2 separate regions of the Homo sapiens genome follow, and region 1 is linked to region 2. Evidence: read pairs that join two places in POLR2A ChIA-PET (ENCODE). Cell type or tissue: Caco-2. All regions are shown on one strand. Each heading gives the region's core, and the rest is flanking DNA. Links, peaks and the distances in the headings are about the cores only. Region 1 overlaps UBE4A (ubiquitination factor E4A). Region 2 overlaps JAML (junction adhesion molecule like).

What was found. ChIA-PET counts read pairs that join two places held together with the same protein. Peaks named below come from ENCODE experiments on the same cell type or tissue, not always from the same donor. Only the 100,000 strongest peaks of a DNase experiment are listed, where the experiment ranks them.
Region 1: POLR2A ChIA-PET joins it to region 2 with 6 read pairs; 10 of 35 experiments call an interaction of 5 or more read pairs at or near these places.

The regions. Positions count from the first base shown.
Region 1 is chr11:118,360,622-118,366,000 of GRCh38, forward strand. It overlaps UBE4A (ubiquitination factor E4A), which reads left to right. Exons shown (of 20, transcript NM_001204077.2): 2 at 4,419-4,580. The coding sequence starts at 4,460. Among named protein-coding and RNA genes, the nearest start is that of UBE4A, 3.7 kb to the left of the region's middle. In Caco-2, for the core only: no CTCF peak of the experiment used is centred there; no DNase peak of the experiment used is centred there; H3K4me3 peaks cover 160 bases.
Region 2 is chr11:118,209,555-118,214,933 of GRCh38, forward strand. It overlaps JAML (junction adhesion molecule like), which reads right to left. Exons shown (of 10, transcript NM_001098526.2): 2 at 5,270-5,332; 3 at 2,853-3,007; 4 at 933-1,158. The coding sequence starts at 5,312. Among named protein-coding and RNA genes, the nearest start is that of JAML, 13 kb to the right of the region's middle. RefSeq lists a silencer at 2,720-3,014. In Caco-2, for the core only: no CTCF peak of the experiment used is centred there; DNase peaks (open chromatin) are centred at 2,767, 4,409 and 4,761; H3K4me3 peaks cover 203 bases.

The DNA.
Region 1 (5,379 bases), core at 199-5,198, 150 kb after region 2:
TTTTACAAAGTGTTCCAGATATTTCTGTTGAAAAACAATACCAAGTCTGATGTTAACACACTTGTGTGTTCATGAGAGCTGACAGTGGTCTTAAAGGATTAGTGGTACTATTCATAAACAAAAGCTTGTATTAGGAGGAAGTGACAGAATTTTGTAGGACAGCTATTATAGATATAGATCTTTGCAGCAAGTGTATCAGAGTGAAACTTGTTTTCAAGGAGGATATATTTTAAAAGAATCAAATCCAAAAGCTTCTAAGGTTGGTAGCTGTACCATCCCAAAGTGTCTGACAACAGGATAGTGTTGTATCTCTGTATGGCAGTTGAAAATAGGAAAAAAAATACATACATATATGTATGTATATATGTGTGTGTGTGTGTGTGTGTATTTTTTTTTTTTTTTTTTTGAGACAGAGTCTGGCTCTGTCACCCAGGCTCTGCTCTGGAGTGCAGTGGCACGATCTCAGCTCACGGCAACCTCCATCTCCCAGTTTAAAAGTGATTCTCCTGCCTCAGCCTCCCAAGTAGTGGGATTACAGCCTGGCTAAGGTGTGGTGGTATGCGCCTGTAATCGCTTTTAGTGGAGACGGGGTTTCACCACATTGGCCAGGCTGGTCTCAAACTCCTGACTTCAAGTGATCTGTCTGCCTTGGCCTCCCAAAGTGCTGGGATTACAGGCATGACCTACTGCGCCCGGCGCTGAAAATAGGAGATTATAAATCCCGAATGACATTATTGAATATTAAACAAAATATTTAGGTTTCATTTTATCGGACCTTTAGAGTGGGTGATTATCTGGGTACTCTTACTTTGGTAAGTCCATTGAACAAATCTAAACTGGCATCTCCACAAAGGTTCTCATCAAGTGATCAGTCCTCCTTTTTCCTGTAAAATTTTTCTATAAGTGACTACACAGTTTTAGCCCTTTTTTAATGAAAAAAAGTTTGTGCACAGATTTGACATACGTGTGAAAAAGATGAGCTTAGTGAAAGATAGGTGAGAACCTTTTTGTTTTTTACAGATAGTAGAGATGACAACAGAGACTTATTTCCATCCACCATTCTACACATGCCAAGATACCAAAGAACCAGTGTCTAGCCTGGTAGCTTGACCTTCCACTGCAACCTAAGACAAGTAGTAAAGCCCTTACCTTGAAGTAGGGTCATGGGTGATGCTGTTGATTACAAGGAGTTCAGAAAGAACTACATGTAAGATTGAAGCCATTCAATAACTACTTATTTAGGATTTTGTGATTGTGATGTATAATGCCAGACACAGAAGAAAGAATAATCAGATATGAACATGTAATCAGAAGAGCTTACAGCCTAGCAATGTAGAAGATCTGCTTAGAAATACAATGCAGAAAGTTTAAAATCCTAGTAAAAATAGAGGTAAAATGTAGAAAGCTAGTTTCTTTATACAGTGCAACAGTATAGTATTGAGAAAGAAGGAAGTAATGCAGTTTATGGTGATAAATTCTTTTTGTTTCTCTTGATAGTCTTTTTGTTTGTTTGTTTGTTTGAGACAGTTTCCCTCTGTTGCCCAGGCTGGAGTGCAGTGGCAACGATCTTGTCTCACTGCAACCTCCGCCTCCCAGGTTCAAGCAATTCTCCTGCCTCAGCCTCCTGAGTAGCTGAGATTCCAGGTGCACGCCACCATGCCTGGCTAATTTTTTGTGTGTTTTAAGTAGAGATGGGGTTTCTCCATGTTGGTCAGGCTGGTCTTGAACTCCTGACCTCATGATCTGCCCGCCTTGGCCTCTCAAAGTGCTGGGATCATAAGCATGAACCACTGTGCCCGGCCTTCTTGATAGTCTTAAGAGCTTCTCTGTCATATGTCCTATATTCCTGGCTTTCAGCTTCCTTTCTGCTTACGTGTTGCAGGTGATGCATGTCCTTTGTAATAATCTGGACACTTTTCAGTTGTGTTTTAAAAAACATCAAACTGGTTTAGGCATTTAGGGAAATTTTATTGGTTTTTATAACTGAAAAGTCCAGACTTATCTTTCCATCTCTCAATTCTGTTTTCTAGTGTATGTTGGCTTGGTTTTAGGCTAGGCCTTTTCTAAATGGTGTAAAGATGGCAACTCTATCTTACTGGCTTATCAACTCAATCAGGAGAAAACTCACTTTTCCGTAGATTCAGCTGAAGTCCTGAAGCTGGTATTCATTGACTCTGTTAGGCCTCCATAGTGTCTTGTGCCCACTCCTGGATCAGTTGCTTTGGCTGGAAAATGCTGTATTCTTTTTAGCCTGGCCAGACTTGTATGTTCATTCCTGGGGCTAGTGGGTGAGGTCAACCCCTTCTGAACTGGTCAGCCTCTTCTGGATTGAGTGGAGTGGATACCCAAAGGAAAAAAATGAATGTGATGTTTTAGAGAGAGAAATAACAAGAGCTCAATATACTTTTTGCATTCCTCTGGAATTTGTGGTATTTTAGGATGGAAGTAGAATGGTGGTCAGCTAACAATAAGACAATTCTTGGTGTTTTTACATTAACTACAGGTAATAATTAAACTTGTGCGGTAATTACATGGGGAAAATCCCTCTCATTAATTTCAATACTAAATATGGTATCTTTCCCTTTTTTTGCATTATTAAGCTTACTGAAATATACATAGCAAAAAATAAAATACAGAAGGCCAGGCGCAGTGACTCATGCCTATAATTCCAGCACTTTGGGAGGCCGCGGTGGGAGGATCACTTGAGGTCAGGAGTTCGAGACCAGCCTGGCCAACATGGTGATACCCCGTCTCTACTAAAAATCCAAATAACAGTTCAATTCCTTGAAGCAGTAAAGCTTTGAGCTGCACTGAGAGGAGACTAGACTGCCTAAGTCATTACAGCTAATTAGCCGTTAGCTCTTGTGTGGAAAAAATGGCAGAGGAGCATGAAGCAAGTGCTGAAGATGCCTCAGAATTGTCAAGAAATGTTATAAATAATCTCTTTCTCTGGTAAATAAGGGTAACTTTTTCGACCACATTAGCTTTTTTTTTTTTTTTTTTTTTTTGAGACGAAGTCTCGCTCTGTCACCCAGGTTGAAGTGCAGTGGCACAATCTCAGCTCTCTGCAACCTCTGCCTCCCGAGTCCAAGCAATTCTCCTGCCTCAGCCTCCTGCCTCCCAAGTAGCTGGGATTACAGGCACCTGCCGCCATGCCTGGCTAATTTTCGTGTTTTAGTAGAGATGGGGTTTCACCATGTTGGCCAGGCTGGTCTTGAACTCCTGACCTCAGGTGATCCACCTGCCTCAGCCTCCCAGGGTGCTGGGATTGCAGGCATGAGCCACTGCACCTGGCCCACATTAGCTTTTGTTGATATGATCCTGTGAGGAGTCTTGCCTCAATAAACCAAAGGTAGACCAAATGTTCTTTTTTTCTTCCTTTATACCCCTACTCCCGCTATTTCTAAGGTCTCTGTCCTTATAGCAGTTCAAGATCCTTATGAACAAAACATTCATACCCTTTGTCTCTTCCCACCCTTTTCAGTGTTGTATTTAATATTTCTATGTCATGGCCTTAAAATTTCAGAAAGGGGAGAAAGCCTTTCAGGGAGCCCTGTTTATTCTGTTGTGCCACTGAGTTCACTTGGTCTTGAATGAGGAAATGTAATCAGAAGAGTGTGAATGCAGGCTCAGCCAGCTCTACTAAACACCTTTGAGGTATCTATATTTCATATTACACAGTAGACCTGACCGTTGGAATTCGTGTTTCTTCAGTATTATTTTAAGAAATCAGGTAAACAGTGAAGGTTAGATATAGCATGAAGCAAAGACCATTTAATTTTTAGTGGAAGAAATATCAGTATTTTTAAGCCTAGAAATAAATAGATTGCTTAATCTATGTTAAAAACCCACAACATACAGCTGAACTGCTTCCAGTCCTGATTTGCCAGAGTCCAAATCTAAGATATGGGCTTTTACTTAATTTATATGTAGCTGAGAAATATCCATCCCCAGCCCTAAGTCATAGAAGTCCCTTGTCCTCACCCCAGTGAATGAGAACTAGACTGCCAGCTTAATTCTTGGGAAATCCATAATTCTTGTCTTATTATTTTTCAGTGCCACATTGTTATTACAATTAGTAGGTGAGTTCTCTCTTTGACTTCAATAATTCTTTCTACTTAACCTGTTTTCTTAAAGGTATTGCAAATAAAAGTATATCAACAGATTAATGCATTCCAGCTGAACGTTTTAGCCTTTTTAGTTTCAGCTATCCACAAATCAAGCCACCGAGTCCAGCTGGTAGGTTTGTAACCATTTTGCCAAAAATGTCTTGAGTTTGGGGACAGGAATTGGAAAATCTTAACCCAAAGTATTTTAAAATGTATTGTATTTGAGAAATGGGAAAAGAAACAACCACAGGTATATTACAGCTATTGTGTCATCTGCCCTCTTGTGTCTAATACCTGTCCTTTGAACAGCCTCTCCCACTAGGTCTGGATGGAGGATACCTTAAAGTGAAATGACAGACCAGGAGAATAACAACAACATCTCAAGTAACCCCTTTGCTGCTCTTTTTGGCTCCCTGGCTGATGCCAAACAGTTTGCGGCAATCCAAAAAGAGCAGCTGAAGCAACAATCTGGTAAGTGGAGGAGCCAATAGCAGCAAATAAGATGACCTAGAATGGGGTCTTCCCAAATTAAGTATTCTTTGAGTCCTTAATTGCAATTGGAATTTAAGTTTGGAACAAAAGTTGGTTTTTGTTTGTTTGTTGAGAGCAGAAATTGGGGTTTTTTGTTTGTTTGCTTTTATTGTTGGTTTTGTTGTGAGTCCCTCCCCTCCGCTGTCCTCTCCACTGTACAAAAAGAGACCAGGTAACAGGTGGTTCCATAGTAACAGATGCCAGTCGTGATCCCAAAGCTGTCAGGCTGTTTTCTTTAAAAGAAAAAAAAAATCACCTAGTAAAAGCTATTTAAATAAATGTTTTTAACATGGGACACAGAGGTGGTAAGTGTAGGTGTAGAAAGCAAGTCATGTGCAGCTATAGAAAGCAGATGTAAAAGGAAGAACTATAAAAGCTTTTTGACCTGTAGGCAAATGAGACTTGTTCTTAAGCTCAGCACTTCAAAGGCCCTCCCAAGCAAAGTGCTTCTTCTGTTCCGATGAGTGGCATCATTTGTAGCTTAGTCCTGTTAGGACAGACTTTTTTAAAAAATCTGATCCTTAGCCTTACTATGAAAAACATCAGAATAACATCTCAGTAATCAGAAAAAATGGTTTTCTTTCAGGCACCGAATTTAAGATCAAGTCCAGCTTCCTCCTATAAGGAGACATATACACTAGAAGAATTAGGATTTTTCTCAAATATGTTAGTCTTCTGAAGATATTCACAATCTTTCAAACCAGAAATTGCTCCCCTTCTCCTCTCTCCGAAAAGAATA
Region 2 (5,379 bases), core at 114-5,113:
CTGTCACCCAGGCTGGAGGGCAGTGGTGTGATCACAGCTCACTGCAACCTCCACCTCCTGGGCTCAAGTGATCCTCTCACCTCAGTCTCCCCAGTACCTGAGACCACCACAGTCATGTGCCATCATGCCCAGCTATTATTATTATTTTTTTTTTATTTTTTATTTTTTTTAGACATAGGGTCTCACCATGTTGCCCAAGCTAGTCTCAAACTGGCTTCAAGTGATCCTCCCACCTCGGGCTCCCAAAGTGCTAGGATTACAGGCATGAGCCATCACACCCAGACTTTTTCTTTTTTTTTCTTTTCTTTTCTTTTCTCTTTTTTTATTTTAGACAGAGTCTTGCTCTGTCACCCAGGCTAGAATGCAGTGGTGCCATCATAGCTCACTGCAGTCTTGAACCCTGGGGCTCAGGCAGTTCTGCTGCCTCAGCCTCCCAAAATGCTAGGATTACAGGCATGAGCCACTGAGCCTGGCCTGCTTATTTCTTTTCTATCCCCCAGATCACCTAACATAGGGTACCTATAAAATACAGATGTAGCATCAATGTGGATAACTGATGAAAGGTATTAGGGCATAGTAAAAAGAACATGGACTTTGTTGTCAGAGGTGCCAGGGTTCAAGTACTATTTATTCCATTTAATAAATATGTGTCCAAAACATATTTGGACATATATGTGAACAAAACATCCTTCACAGGGCTTTTGTGAGGGGGAAGTGTGTTTAAAGTAATAATACAATAATTATCAATATTTTATTTAATAAAATAACTCTATTTTTATTGACTGAAATAATTATGATCATTTTTTGAAGATTCACTCTGTGGTAAGTACTTAGCCCAAAGGCTGGCATTTACTCAAGATAATCAGTTTCCTTGCCTCTTGCACATGAAAGCTCTTGCCCCTTGGCCCCTCTTTAAGTAAGCATTTGCGTACCTTTGGGCTCCTCTGGAAGCACATGCAGTACCACCGCCTTCTTGAACACCTGGCTCTCCCCTTTGAGGCGGATTTCACAGATATAGGTTCCCTGGTCAGCCTCTTGCACATCTTGGAGCAGGAGAGAGCCATCATTGCATAAGATGTCCCCCATCAAGTGTACGCGGTTCTGGAAGCGCCCAATAGGCACACTGAGATTGGAGTAATAGTATAGCACATATTCGTCCTGAAGGGCAAAACAGTGTTGGAGACAATCAAAAGAGGTGCCAGACCGAGGAGCCTGGATCCCAAAGACTCTGTTATGTGGGGGCAGCAGAGCTATCATCATGATCATGATCCAAAAGCATTTGGTACCCAGTTAATAAAAATAATGTGCCAGGCAACAGTCTAACTTGCACAAGCTCTGCAACTCCCTTTCTACAAAGACAAATGGAGAAATGCAGTCCACATTTTATTTCTTACAGTTTAAGGTAAAATATAGCACCCACTCTGAAGATCACTCTACGGTTTTTAACTTACAACTTTTGAAAACCATCTCTCATTTTCACCCTATTTTCTGCCACAGCCCCGGATTAGATGGCATTCAAATGCATGATCTATTTTCACTAGTGCTGTGGGTGGTGTTGGCGTAAGAATTCCAGGCATGGCCGGCTGGCTGCCACTTTTCTCATTTCTACCCTCCTCCCGGCAGCAGTATCGTAACACAAAAGGAGTCATCCACAGGGAATGGTTCCAGGCTGGGCCCTGGGGAATTCTTTTGTTTTTGGTTTTGGTTTTGTATTGTTTTCTTCTGTCACCCGGGCTGGAGTGCAGTGGCACAATCACAGCTCACTGCAGCCTTAACCTCCTAGGCTCAGGTGATCCTCCCACCTCAGTCTCCCAAGTAGCTGGGACTACAGGTACATGCCACTGCAGCCAGCTAATTTTTGTGTTTGTTTTTTTATAGAGATGGGGTTTTGCCATGTTGCCCATGCTGGTCTCAAACTCTTGAGCTCAAGTGATCACCCCGCCTCAGCCTCCCAAAGTGCTGGGATTACAGGCATGAGTTACCACACCCAGCAGAAATTCTTATTTCTACTTACACTATGGGTTTATCCCTCGTATAAAAATAAAGGCCAATAAAAATTTGAATGAGAGTAGCATTATAGGGACAACAGGGAATGTGCTCTGAGCTACAAAAACAATATTTTGTTTGCAAACATTAGGACTTTATTGTTAGTAACAAACTACTTGGGATGTTTTTCACAAATGATCCTGATATACGAGTATCTATACAGACTGTCTGATGAGGCTTAATACACTGTTCCTCACTCCAAAGAGCTCCATGAAAGAACCTCGCCCACCATGCTGCATCTGCTAATCCCAACACTTTAAGCAGCCACAAAGGAGAAAATGATGATTCCCCAGCACATACATGGAGCAGTGAAACACTGAAAGAATCTGTCCTCCTCCCCACCCCAAAAAAGATCATTGTGGTATAGTTCTTATGCCTAGGTCAGAGCTCTCCTTTCTAGAACCTCGGAATTTACCCCTCTCACCTGCTTCTGCTACTTAACAAAGGGTAGAGATAAAGGAAGGAAACTCAAAGAATTTCATGTGCAAGAACAAGGAACCTCTCATTTCAAGTTTGTGTCTCCCATCAGCCCCTTAACTACTTGAAAGGTAAGCATTACCATTATTGTAATTGCCTTCCTCTTCACAGCTCAGGAAGCTAAGATCAGCAAGGTTGAGTAACTTACTTACCCAGCTGATAACATAACCAAATTCCTGAGCTAGGACGAGGCCCAGTTCTGATAATCTCCAAAGCCCCGGCTCTTGCAACACCTCCTGGTGGCACCTGATGCCTGACTCTTACACCACTCTGTCCTGACACCAGCAGTCAGGGGCTTCTATTACATAGTGATGTTTCCCCCGCGTTACCTTGGCGTGCTCTCCTGGTGACAGAGTCCAGTCTATCTTGAATATACATTTGTCTTCTGTGCTCTGGAAAACACATCCCATCAGAGCTGAATCACCCACATGGACTGTTAGCTCAGGCGGGGAAACATTCAAGTCATTCAGGCCCAAGGAATAATCTATAGAAGTCAAAGGCAAGAGGACACATCATTTAGACAAATACTCTCAACAACAAAAATCAATTCCAATCATGGAGTACTAAACACCCCTCTCCCTGGATGATCCAACATAGACAAAGTCCTCGGAGGCATGTTCAAAGGCAGCATGGCATCCCTGTCCTCTAGTTACCTATATGGCTCATCAGAAGGATTCTGCAATCTTCATACTACAATAAATGCTATCTGGCTCCCTCCTCCTATCCAGCCCCTTACACTTTTCTGGAATTCTTCCTCCCAACCTTTCTAAAGAAATAAGGGAAACCCCAGAAGTCTCTCCTTTCTGATCATCAATTTAGAAACTCACCTCCACTTACCATAACGACGAAATGGGTTGTTCCTTGCTCTTAAATCTCCCACTGGTTCCCTCTCTGAAAAGGGACCTTTTGTTTACTTCCTCTTTTCCCTTTCTTTTAGTTCCTTTACAAAAGCATTTGCTGGCTGATTCTGGCTGTAGGGCAGGTCCTTGTAATTAGGCCACCACAGAGCACAGCTTTCCTCCTGCATTTCCACTGTGTTTATCCTCTCCCTGCCTCACCCCTCCAGCTTTGCCATCAGCTTTCCAGCCTCTAGGTGCTTCACACAGGGACCCCTGCCCATTATCTCTATGTTGCTCAAGCAATTTCGAGCGGTCACTACAAGAAAAAACCATTACATGGATATTTCTGTTTTCACAAGATATGCTCTATGCAAAGAGACAACAAAATCAAGAAAGATACATTTAGATGCTGCCCAGTTCATATCAGAGAAGAGCCAAGTGATGGGAATGAACAGAAAATGTGCCAGTCTTTTCATCCAAGCTGTTTCCCTGAGAGAAGACAGTTAACTTCCTGCCCCAACAGTAGGCTCACACAGCAGGGAGGACACAAAAGAAAACATCGACTCTAAACCCTTCAGAGGGAATTATTTTGAAAGAAATCAAAATTAGCTCCAACAAATATTTGGAATTTTCCTGTAAGGAAGAATTGAGCAGCTCCATGTGTGATTGAAAGTGTAATAAGCGAATTTAATATTAAGAACACTGTGTGTAGAATTAAATGAAGGACTGCTAGGAAGCAACAACAGCAACCAAAGCAAAGAGAAACTGATGTTTGAAGGGCAATCTTGGTAGAGAAACAGCTGAAGAAGATGAGATTTTCTGCAAGAAAGGAAAACCTCTCCACAAAAAACTACAAAACCCCCAGTGCCACCAAGTCACCACATACAGGGGTTGGACTGGTAGCTCTCTGGATCGGAGGGCAAAAACCTGCAGGCTGCTCCACAGACCTCTAGGAAAATGTCTAAATACCTTCTGAGATCATTATAACCCTGCTTCTTTGAGAAAAATTATCTAATGAACACCATTTTGGTGTGCGTGCCTGTGTGCATGTTTGTACACACTCTGGATTGCCTGGAATAGGAGCAAAGGCAATCCTGTTGTATACTTTGCTGAGTCAGGGTTTAAATTACTGTCCAAAGTTCAAAAAATAATAATAAAGAGAAAAAGAAAAGGCTATGAGAGCAAAGCACCTGATTAATTTCTTCTCCTTCCAGAACTACATCCATGGGATAAAGAAAAAGGCATGGGGGAAAAGGATGAAAACCTAGAAACCAGTGGAGATGAGCAACGAGAAGCTCAGCACTTAGGTGGAGGCATAAACAGGAGACCAATCTGGTCTGAGGAGATGGCCAGGTCAGGCTCCTCAGAAGGAAGTGGAGCATAAGGGGAAACCTGAAGGGTAAGGAAGCATCGGGCGGGCTTGCTAGGTTGAAGTGCTGGGAGGAAGGTTCCAGGCAAAGGAAACCACCATAAATTGGGAAAGAGCTCAGTCCATTTGAGGAACCACAAGAAGGCTGACATGGCCACAGTATGAAAAACAGCTCTGGGTCTCTCTTTGGTAATTTCAGTTCCTGATTCAAGGCGAACTGTGGTTTTAAAGATAACAATTTAAAGTGCAGGAATGCCACAGAGAAACTTTCCCTTTGTCACGTAAGAGGGTCCCAGAACACCCTTTAGGACCCAAATGCATTCTGTTTCTAATGGAAACAGGAAGCTTCAGCTTCCCAAGAAACCATAAGCTAGTTGGCTTCAACAACAGCTGCTTCAACAAAACTGTGAAGTTCCACATTAGGGTTTCCATCTTCAACAAACCCAAGGGAATCGAAAATATGTAAAATTGGCTTTTAATAATGCACAGAACTCAGGAGAAATCAAATACCCCACGGAGTCCCTTAGCTTCTACTTACCCAGTAACACTGGCAGCAGGATGAGTTTCAGTGGGCAAAACATGCTGCTCTCAACTTTCAAATCTTAAGATAAAAGAACAAAAATCACAAAATCATGTCAAGAGAAGCTC